Regions from separate parts of the Homo sapiens genome. Here region 1 is linked to region 2. A link is an interaction called in ENCODE POLR2A ChIA-PET data of the cell type or tissue named here. Cell type or tissue: PC-9. All regions are shown on one strand. Links, peaks and the distances in the headings refer to the core of each region. The heading gives the core; the rest is flanking DNA. Region 1 overlaps MGST2 (microsomal glutathione S-transferase 2). Region 2 overlaps LOC105377622 (a long non-coding RNA gene).

What was found. ChIA-PET counts read pairs that join two places held together with the same protein. Peaks named below come from ENCODE experiments on the same cell type or tissue, not always from the same donor. Only the 100,000 strongest peaks of a DNase experiment are listed, where the experiment ranks them.
Region 1: POLR2A ChIA-PET joins it to region 2 with 11 read pairs; 3 of 35 experiments call an interaction of 5 or more read pairs at or near these places.

The regions. Positions count from the first base shown.
Region 1 is chr4:139,669,736-139,675,119 of GRCh38, forward strand. All of the region lies in intron 1 of MGST2 (microsomal glutathione S-transferase 2), which reads left to right. Among named protein-coding and RNA genes, the nearest start is that of MGST2, 6.6 kb to the left of the region's middle. In PC-9, for the core only: no CTCF peak of the experiment used is centred there; no DNase peak of the experiment used is centred there.
Region 2 is chr4:139,597,766-139,603,149 of GRCh38, forward strand. LOC105377622 (a long non-coding RNA gene) reads right to left here. Exons shown (of 6, transcript NR_171655.1): 5 at 4,918-4,992; 6 at 1-3,806. Among named protein-coding and RNA genes, the nearest start is that of QKILA, 23 kb to the right of the region's middle. In PC-9, for the core only: no CTCF peak of the experiment used is centred there; a DNase peak (open chromatin) is centred at 2,396; H3K27ac peaks cover 1,325 bases.

The sequences.
Region 1 (5,384 bases), core at 331-5,330, 72 kb after region 2:
AGGAGAAAGGCTGTGACAATTTATTTTAATATGCACAGCATGAGAGAATGGTTGCCCAATAATCCAAAGGGGTACAGCAGTTTGTATACCATTCTTCACAGGGGAGGGAGGAAATGGGGAATGCAGACAATTCTTTTGAGTGGTAGTAAACAATTATTAGGGAGAATGAATGGACTGGGAGACAAAGTAACTTGTCAATGATTCTCTGGAATTTGATTGGCCAGAGGGGTAGGCTTAATCTGGTGGGAAAGTTCGTCCAGGTGTGTGCATTCCTCGGTCTTCTTTTCCACATGAGATAATGAGGTCTGAGGGAGGAGACGGCAGGCAATTGTGTTTGTCTTAGGGGGTCTGGTTTCTAGGTAGATAAGGGAGTTTCAGAGGACTGCCCAGCTGCATCCTGTGCCTTGGTAGAGACCACAGGTTGAGACAGGAGGCAGTGGAGAGGTCACAAAGACCTTGAGGCAGCTTCTTTAGTTCAGTCATATTTTGAGGTGTAATATTCTGATTTCCTTCGGTGGGGGGCGGGGGGGGGGCGGTTAACAGAAATACCAAACTCTGTGAAATCTTTTAAAGAGGTTTATTCTGAGCCAATATGAGTGACCATGGCTCGGAGAAAACACAAACCCAAGAAGCCTTCAGTGGGTGGTCCCAAGGCAATTGGGTTACAGTTTGGTTTTATACATTTTAAGGAGGCAGGAATTATAGGCAAAGACATAAATCAATACATGGAAGGTATCTATTGGTTCGGCCCCAAAAGGTGGGATATCTTAAAGCCAGGGGGCTTACAGATTATAAGTGGACTCAGAGATTCTCAGATTTGCAGTTGTTAAAGGAGTAAAGCTTTGTTTAAAGACTTGAATTCAGCACAAAGAAATGCTTACATTAAGAGAAGGGGTGGCCAGGTGTGGTGGTTCATGCCTTTAATCAAGCACTTTGGGTGACCAAGGTGGGTAGATCACTTAAGCCCAGGAGTTCAAGACCAGCCTGGGCAACATGATGAAATGCTGTCTCTATTAAAAATACAAAAAATTAGCTGAGTGTTGTGGCACTCACCTGTAATCCCAGCCACTTGGGAGGCTGAGGTGTGAGAATTGCTTGAGTCCATGGGTTGCAGTGAGCCGAGATCATGCCACTGCACTCCAGACTGGGTGAGAGTGAGACCCTATCTCAAAAAAAAAAAAAAAAAGATAAAGAGGTCATGTGATGCTATACCAGAGTCAGTTGGAAAGTAAGCCACATACTGGGTTAATTTAAAAGAACTGGCCTAATGAGATTTGATGGTTTGTAGGGCGTGACTTAACCCTTGCCTTGTAAGGCCTTAGGTCTTGTCTACAATTTGATGTCTTCTTGCTGCAGCCGGCTTTGTTAGTCTTATGATCCCCATTTTAACCTTAATCCTGGGCAGTTGTGCCTAAACTCCAAAAGGGAGGGGGCACAACCAGGTGTGTCCTACCTCCCTTCCCCTCACGGCAGGGAATTCAGTTTTTCAGGTCTCTCTGGGGTTCCCTCGGCCAAGAGTGGGTCTGTTCAGTTGTTTGGGGGTTAGGATTTCATTTTTGGTTTCTCCTCAGCACATGTGTATCTCTGGAGAAAGCTAGGGAAAGAGGAAAGACAGGCAAAGCAAAAGGAGATTATTATCTAGAGGTTTTAATCAACTCATAAGGGAAATAAAGTTGAAACTCTACAGAAAAGGAGGTGAAATAGCACCCCACTGTCATCATATATTCATCATATATACGTATATATATTTTCAGACCTACTGCTCTGTCGCCCGGGCTGGAGTGCAGTGGTGTGATCTCAGCTCAACTGCAGCCTCTGCCTCCCAAGGTCAAGCAATTCTCCTGCCTCAGCCTCCCGAGTAGCTGGGACTACAGGTGCGCCACCATGCCCGGCTAATTTTTGTTGTTGTTCTTTTTGTTTTTTTGAGAGGGAGTCTCACTCTGTGGCCCAGGCTGGAGTGCAGTGGTGTGATCTCGGCTCACTGCAACCTCTGCCTCCCAGGTTCAAGTGATTCTCCCGGCTCAGCCTCCTGAGTATCTGGGACTACAGGCACACGACACTGCACCTGGCTAATTTTTGTATTTTTAGTAGAGATGGGGTTTCACCGTGTGGGCCAGGCTGGTCTTGATCACCTGACCTCAAGTGATCCACCCGCCTCAACCTCCCAAAGTGCTGGGATTACAGGCACGAACTACCGCACCTGGCCCCACTCTCATCATATTATTCCAAAAATAGCCATGGTCTCTCTGAGGCCCCTCACCTGAGAGAACAGAAGGGCTTCTATCCCTTGGGGCTGGAGGTGAGCCCAGCTGAATCCTCTTTCTTGGGGCTGGACTGGGAGTAGGTGGGATATCTCAGTACCTCTTCCATTTACTGAAGCTCATTCCTCACACTTGCTAGTGTCACAAACAGATGCCCATTGGGTGCAATTAACGTAAGAAAAGATAGCACTTTTAAGGCTTGCTTACTCCCAGCCTCATTTTGAAGCTCTAGGCTCCTGTGCATTACTAATTCATAAGTCTAGGAGCACATACCTTTCATTATTTCCATTTTATAGGTGGAAACAAGAAGACTTGCCAAGTATTTTCTGCAAGGCTGTGAAGCATGTTAGAAGCAATGGTAATAGCAGGTGCAGAGTGGCCAAGTCCTCATTTCCCCCTCAATGGACAAATCCCTTTAGCTGAGCCCATGAGTCATTGGCCTTTCCAGATTGATGCTGCCCTGGAGGGATGGAGCCCAGGGTTGGAGACAGTCAGGGCCCATCTGTACATTCCTTCTCCTCACTCTGCTCTCTCAGGCTGCAGTATGAATGAGAAAACTCCAATCCCAAGCATTTACACACTTTTTTTTTTTTTTTTGACTCGGAGTACAGTGGTGCGATCTCAGCTCACTGCAACCTCCGCCTCCTGGGTTTCAGCAAATCTCCTGTCTCAGCCTCCTGAGTAGCTGGGACTACAGGTGTGCACCACCAAACTCAGCTAATTTTTGTATTTTTAGTAGAGACGGGGTTTCACCATGTTGGCCGGGCTTGTCTCAAACTCCTGACCTCAAGTGATCCACTAGCCTCAGCCTCCCAAAGTGTTGGGATTACAGGCGTGAGCTACTACTGGGCCCGGACAGCATTTACACACTTTAGATATTCAGTGACAATGTTTAAATCCTAAACAACAGCTTATTTGTAGCAGAAGGGGATTAGTGGAAGGGAAGAGCCTGCTTTGAGAGCCCTTGCTACACCAGGATCAATATTGACTTCTTGTGAGAGGGGGAGATCATATCCTGTTCCAGTAGGAAACACATTGCCTCTAATACTCTTAACACAGGGAGAGACCCAAACTATACACTTGGTGTGGAATTTTAAAAGGAAACATTTTTAAAATATTAGCAGGTAGGAAACAGATATTGAGGTACTAAAACAAGTCAGACAAGGAGATAGTGGGGGAGACAACTGGTAAGGAGCTAAAACTGAAATAAATAATGTGAAGCGAAATAATAGTTACTGTAACCCAACTGAACGTGGGTCCATTCACCCAGCATACAGAAACAAACACAAGCACCAGGATTTGCAGTGACAGAAAGGGAAGCATTGATTGCAGGGTGCCAAGCAAGGAGAACTGGGCAGCTAATGCTTAAGACCCTAACTCCCCAATGGCTTTCAGGCAAGGGTTTTAAAATTTTATTTATTTTATTGTTATTTGAAACAGGGTCTTGCTCTGTCACCCAGGCTGGAGTGCATTGATCCTGGCTCACTGCAGCCTTGTCCTCCCAGGCTCAAGCGATCCTGCCTACTCAGCCTCCTAAGTAGCTGGAACTACAGGCGTGCACCATCACCACACCTGGTTAATTTTTGTATTTTTATTTTCTAGACATGGGTTCTCACTATGTTGTCCAGGCTGGTCTCAAACTCCTGGGCTCAAGCAGTCCTCCTGCCTCGGCCTCCCAGAATGCTGGAATTACAGGTGTGAACCACCATGCCTAAATGGGTTTTTAAAATTTGAGATAGGGTCACACCATGTTGCCCAGGCTGGTCTTGAACTCCTAGTCTCAAGTGATCCTCCCACCTTGGCCTCCTGAAATTCTGGATTACAGGAGTGAGCCAACAGACTTGGCCCAAGCAAGGGTTTTTAAAGGCAGGGGTATATTTCAGGAAAGCAGAAGGTATAGGAAAGATAATAAATCAATACATGGAGGTTATACCTTGGTTTGGCCTCAAAAGGCAGGATATCTTGACACAGGGGCTTACAGGCCACAGGTGGATTCAGAGATTCTTTGGTTTGCAGTTGGTTAAGGGAGCAAGGCTTTGTCTAAAAACTTGGGTCAGCAGAAAGAAATATTAAGGTTCTAAGCTAAAAAGTATCTGAGACAATTTAGAAAATTTATTTTGCCAGGGTTAAGGACATGCCCGTGACACAGCCTCAGGGGCTCCTGACAACATGTGCCCAAGGTGGTCAGGGCACAGCCTGGTTTTATACATTTTAGGGAGACATGAGACATCAATTCATTTATGTCAGATGTACATTGGTTCAGTCCGGAAAGGCGAGACAACTCAAAGTCTATATCCAGGTCATAGGTAGATAGGAGACATTCTTTTGAGTTTCTGATTAGCCTTTTACTGAATCAAAGGAAGCAATCAGATATGTATTTGTCTCAAGTGAGCAGAGGAATCACTTTGAGTTCTGTCTGTCCTTTGTCCACAAGGAATTTCCTTGTGGGTAAATTGTGAGGGAGCTATGTAGTTTTTTTTTTTTTTCTTTTTTTATCTGGTGTCTAGGCAAAGTGGCTCACTTCTGTAATCCCAGCACTTTTGGAGGCTAAGGCGGGTAGATCACTTGAGGTCAGGAGTTCAAGACCAGCCTGGCCAACATGGTGAAACCCCATCTCTGCTAAAAATACAAAAAACTAGCTGGGCATGGTGGCACATGCCTGTAATCCCAGCTACTCAGGAGGTTGAGGCAGGAGAATTGCTTGAACCCAGGAGGTGAAGGTTGCAGTGAGCTGAGATCATGCCACTGCACTCCAGCCTGGGTGACAGAATGAGACTCTGTCTCTTAAAAAAACAAAATCTTTATAGCTATCTTATTTAGGTATAGAATGGGAGGCAGGTTTGTCCAATGCAGTTCCCAGCTTGACTTTTCCCTTTGGCTTAGTGATTTGGGGGTCCTAAGATTTATTTTCCTTTCATGAGGTTTAACCCGTGTGTGTGATTCTCTGCAGGCCCCTCAGGAAGAAATTTAGAACAGGGAATGGTGGTCAGAATTCAGTCCTCAGTTCCCGCTTAGCTGAGGTCTGTGTGACAGTGGTCAGCATTTTCCATCTGGTGGAGGTCCTGGTTTCTGAGAAACAACTCAAGAACTTATGTGAAGACGTTGTCTTTAGTTTCTATAGGG
Region 2 (5,384 bases), core at 130-5,129:
GGCATTCTTCTCCATCTCAGTTAATGGCAAGTTCATCTTTACAGTTGCTCAGATTAAAATAAGAGTCACTGTAGTGAGTTGAATCATGGCTCACAAAAAGGTATGTCCACATCCTAACGCCAGGCCCTGAGAATGTGACCTGATTTGGAAAAAGGATCTTTTTTTTTTGAGACGGAGTCTCACTGTCACCCAGGCTGGAGTGCAATGGTGCGATCTCAGCTCACTGCAACCTCTGCCTCCCAGGTTCAAGCAATTCTCCTGCCTCAGCTTCCCAAGTAGCTGGGATTATAGGCAACTGCCACCACATCTGGCTAATTTTTGTATTTTTAGTAGAGACTGGGTTTTGCCATGTTGGCCATGGCTGGTCTTGAACTCCTGATCTCAGGTGACCCACTTGCCTTGGCCTCCCAAAGTGCTGGGATTTCAGGCATAAGCCACTGCTCCCAGCCTTTATTTTTAAATAATCCCAAATTTCAAGAGGGCCAATTGCACTTCTAGTGCCTGCAGTAAACAAAGTTAAACAAAACTGGTTTATCTTTTAAAACAACCAGAAGCATTTTTGTGTAAGCCAGAAAAAGGGTCTTTGCAGATTTAATGAAGTTAAGGATTTCATGGTGGAATCATCCTGGATTATCTGGGTGGGTCCTAAATCCAATGACAGTTGTCCTTACAAGGGACAGGTGACACAGAAAAGAGGAGAAGGCAGAGACTAGAGTCATGTAACCCCAAGCCAAGGAACGCCTGGATCCACCAGAAGCTGGAAGAGACAAGGAATAGAATATCCTCTACAGCAGGGGTCTGCAACCTCTGGGCTGCGATGGTACTGGTCCATGGCCTGTTGGGAACTGGGCCACACAGCAGGAGGTGAGCGGCCCCATGAGCATTGCCACCTGAGCTCCACCTCCTGTCAGAGCAGTGCCATTAGATTCTCATGGGAATGCAAACCCTATTGTGAACCACACACGTGAGGGATCTAGGTTGCGTGCTCTTATGAGAATCTAACTAATCCTTGATGATCTGAGGTGGAGCAGTTTCATCCCGAAACCATCCACACACACACCCACCACCCTGCTGCCTCTCTCCCCCGGCACTCCTGCCCCTGTCCGTGGAAACATGGTCTTCCACAAAACCGGCCCCGGAAGGATGAGGACTGCTGCTCTAGAGCCCCTGGAAGCAAGAACCCCTTAATCTCAGACTTCCTGGCCTTAGAACTGTGAGAGAATAAATTTCTGTTGTTTTAAGCCGCCAAGTTTGTGGTGATGTGTTACAGCAGCCCCAGGAAACCGATACGGTCATCTTTAATGTTTCTCTTATTTCTCTTTCTGTGGAGCCTTACCTCCAGTCTCTCAGTAAATCCTGTTGGCCCTATCTTCAAAATATACCCAGAATCTGCCCACATCTTACCACCTCCATAGCTACCTGCTTGGGCTGAGCTCTCAGCATCTCTTGCCTGGAGTATTGCAGTCCTACTAGTCTTCCTGATCCTGCCCTTGACACCCCCGCCTCCAACCCCTGGTGATCCTTTTAACATGGAAGTTGGATCATATCATTCCTCTAGTTACTGTCTCAGAGTATGAGTCAAACTCTTACAAATAATGGGGCCAGGCAGGGTGGCTCACGCCTGTAATCCCAGCACTTTTGAAGGCTGAGGTGGGCAGATCACTTGAGGTTAGGAGTTTGAGACCAGCCTGGCCAACATGGTGAAACGCTGTCTCTACTACTACTACTAATAATAATAATAAAACCTAGCTGGGCATGGTGGTGGGTGCCTGTAGTCCCAGTTACTCGGGAGGTATAGCAGAAGAATCACTGGAACCCAGGAGGCAGAAGTTGCAGTGAGCCGAGATTGTGCCACTGCACTCCAGCCTAGGTGACAGAGCGAGACTCCGTCTCAACCTTCATGATCTGGGCTGCTTCTGTGATGTTTCTAACCTCTTCTTAGACTGTCTCTCTGCTGCTGCTTACCTTTTCAGCCACAATGGCCCCTTTGCTTTTCCTTAAACACCCCATTCATGTTTCTGCCTCAGGGCCTTTGCACTGACTTTTTATTTTGTCTGAAACACTCTTCCTGCAGATACCTAAATAGCTAACTCCCTAATCTCATTCAAGTCTTACTCAAATACCATCCTCTCAGTGAGGTCTCCCCTGACCACCTTATTTAAAAATACAACCCTGAAACACTCTTCTTCTTCCTCCTTCTTTGCTTTATTTTTCTCCATAGCTCTTATTGCCATATAAATACCATATATCTTACTTGCTTATTTACTTATTGTTTTTCTCCACCTGCTAGAAGGTGAGATCCCTGTGACTAGGGAACTGGGGAGATCTTTTTCTGTTCACTGCTGTAACTCCAGCCTCTAGAACAATGCTTGGCATGTAGTACGTACTCAACTCAGTAAATATTTGTTTAATGAATAATTGAAGGTCAGACAGCCTCAATGCATGGTCTACAGAAATAAATGCAATAAGATGACGCATCCTATCTGCTGTCTCATGCTCCCTCTCATCTTCTGGAGACAAAGAAGAGGGAGAGATACGTGTGCCATCAGAAGCTGCACTTTAAAAAATTAATTAACAATTGTGGAAAAGTATACATAACATTAAATTTACCATCCTAACTTTTTTTTTTTTTTTTTTTTTGGAGACAGAGTCTATCTCTGTTGCCCAGGCTGGAGTGCAGTGACGTGATCTCGGCTCACTGTAACCTCTGCCTCCTGGGTTCAAGCGATTCTCGTGCCTCAGCCTCCTGTGTAGCTGGGATTACAGGCATGCGCCACCATGCGTGGCTAATTTTTTTGTATTTTTAGTAGAGATGGGTTTCACCATGTTGGCCAGGCTGGTCTTGAACTCCTGACATCAAGTGATCTGCCCACCTTGGCCTCCCAAAGTGTTGGGATTATAGGTGTGAGCCACCGCGCCTGGCCCATACTAACCATTTTTCAGTCTGCAACTCAGTAGTAAGTACATTCACATTGTTCAACTAATCTCCAGAACTTTTTCATCTAGCAAAACTGAAATACATCCATTACACACTAACTCCATTCCCTTTTTCCCCTAGCCCTTGGCAACCACCCTCCCTTCTACTTTCAGTTTCTATAAATGTGACTAGTCTAAGTACCGCATATAAATGGAATCATACAATATTTGTTGTTTTGTGACTGGCTTATTTCACTTAGCATCATGCCTTCAATGTTCATCCACGTAGCATGTATCAGAATTTCCTTCCTTTTTAAGTTGAAAGCTGTACTTTTGAGTGACACCTATTATTCCACCTGGGCTTCCCTGGAGTGATCCAGTTCCCTCATTACTTTCATGGCTGGTCCAGCACAGCACAGGTGACTAAACTTGACTTCAGGGGGAAGCAATGAGGTTGAAAACTTCGTGTCATGGGGTGTCCCACGAGCTCTGTTTCCTGTGGTGTCAGTTGGCTTTGCTGGCCATAATGAACTCGGGCCCGCTGCTTGGGCGTGCAGAGGGGACCTTGCAGGCTTCTAGGTTAGAGCAAACCTTTTCCCTGCCACACAGCCTTTCCGGTACCCACACAGTCTTTGGCATGATCTTTTGAAGGAGATTTGCCCCCGTTTCAGTGGGTGCAAGTCAACTCATCATTCCACGAGATGATTTTGATAAGCCTTGAGAATTCACTCCAATGTCAAGCAGTCTGTCAGACCAGAATTAAAGTCCTTTCATAATGAATCTGTCTCCAGGAGAAGTGATTGTTCTGGCTTAGGCAGAAGGAGAGAAATGGGGCAAAGAAGAGTAATTCTCATTGCTGATAGTCAGGTCCAGGGAAGGCTGTTTAGTAACTGAGGGAGAAGGATTATATATATATATAAACATTTTTTTGAGACACAGCCTCGCTCTGTCTCCCGGGCTGGAGTGCAGTGGCACAGTCTCAGCTCAAATCATTGCAACCTCTGCCTCCCAGGCTCAAGCGATTCTCATGCTTCAGCCTCTCGAGTAGTAGCTGGGATCACAGGCGTGTGCCACTATGCCCGGCTAATTTTTGTATTTTTAGTAGAGACGGAGTTTCACCATGTTGGCCAGGCTGGTCTGGAACTCCCGACCTCAGGTGATCAGCCCGCCTCGGCCTCTCAGAGTGCTAGGATTACAGGCATAAGCCACCACGCCAGCCCATATACATATTTATATATAATTTACATAAACATATATGCATATAAAAATTATATATTATATATAAATGTGATATATTGTATATAAGTTATATATGTATGCATTTATAATAAAATTTATAAATATATACATTTTAAGTATATATAAATGCATATATTTATAAATATATATGTATATAAGTATATATAAATACATGTATGTATATAAGTATATATAAATACATGTATATATATAAGTATATATAAATACATATATGCTTATGAATATATACATATAATAATTATATAACATAAATATGTACATATAATTATTATATGTATATATTTATCTATTATATGATATATTTTATATATCATATATTACATGTATGTATATGTTTATATATTTATTATATATGTACATATTATGTATATATAATTTTATATGTACTATATCTATATTTCTATGTGCCAGACACTATTCGAGGGTCTTTACAACACTGAGTCACTCAATTCTCACAGCAACTTTAAAAGATAGCTACTGTCTTTACCACCATTTTACAAATAAGGAATATGAGGTGCAGGGGCTTAAGTGACTTTCCTAAGGGCACGGAACTAGCAAATAGCAATGTTTGCTTTCAAACCTAGGCAGTCTAACTCTAGAAGCTATACTCAACTATTATACTCTATTCCCTCCCAAGTCTTTAAAATAATCACCTCACGTTCCCGCCCCATTCCAATATCTTTATTTCCTTAACCCATTTCTCTCTAGAAAAAATTTTAAAAGAAATCTGTAATATCTCACCAGCTGAAGATTCACCATGCACGCAGTTGCATTTTCCAGAAGCAGTTGCATCGTGAGGCCTGCATAACTCTGCCTCTTTGTAAGAAGCAGATTGGGGACATCAGTGTCTTGTGGGTAGGTACAGATATATAAATAGGAAAGTGAAACTCAGAATATACAAACAAAATAAGAGGGTGGTTGTTTACATTATATAAGGGATTCTTCAGTTTAGTAAGGAAACCAATGTTGAATTCCTGGAAATAGCAGCTTATTTATTTGACTAAGTGGTTGGGGTCAGAAAACCCTCAAACTGAAATATTTACAAACCCATTTGTCCCTTTGAAGCTCAAAGAAATTATGATAAATTATTGCTAAGAGGATTATGTTGTCCGTGAGGAAAGAAAATTGTGTTTACTGCCTCCTCTCAAATCGTCTTGAAATGACACATTGAGAAACACATCTTTGGTGTGAAGCCGAGCACACTTGTG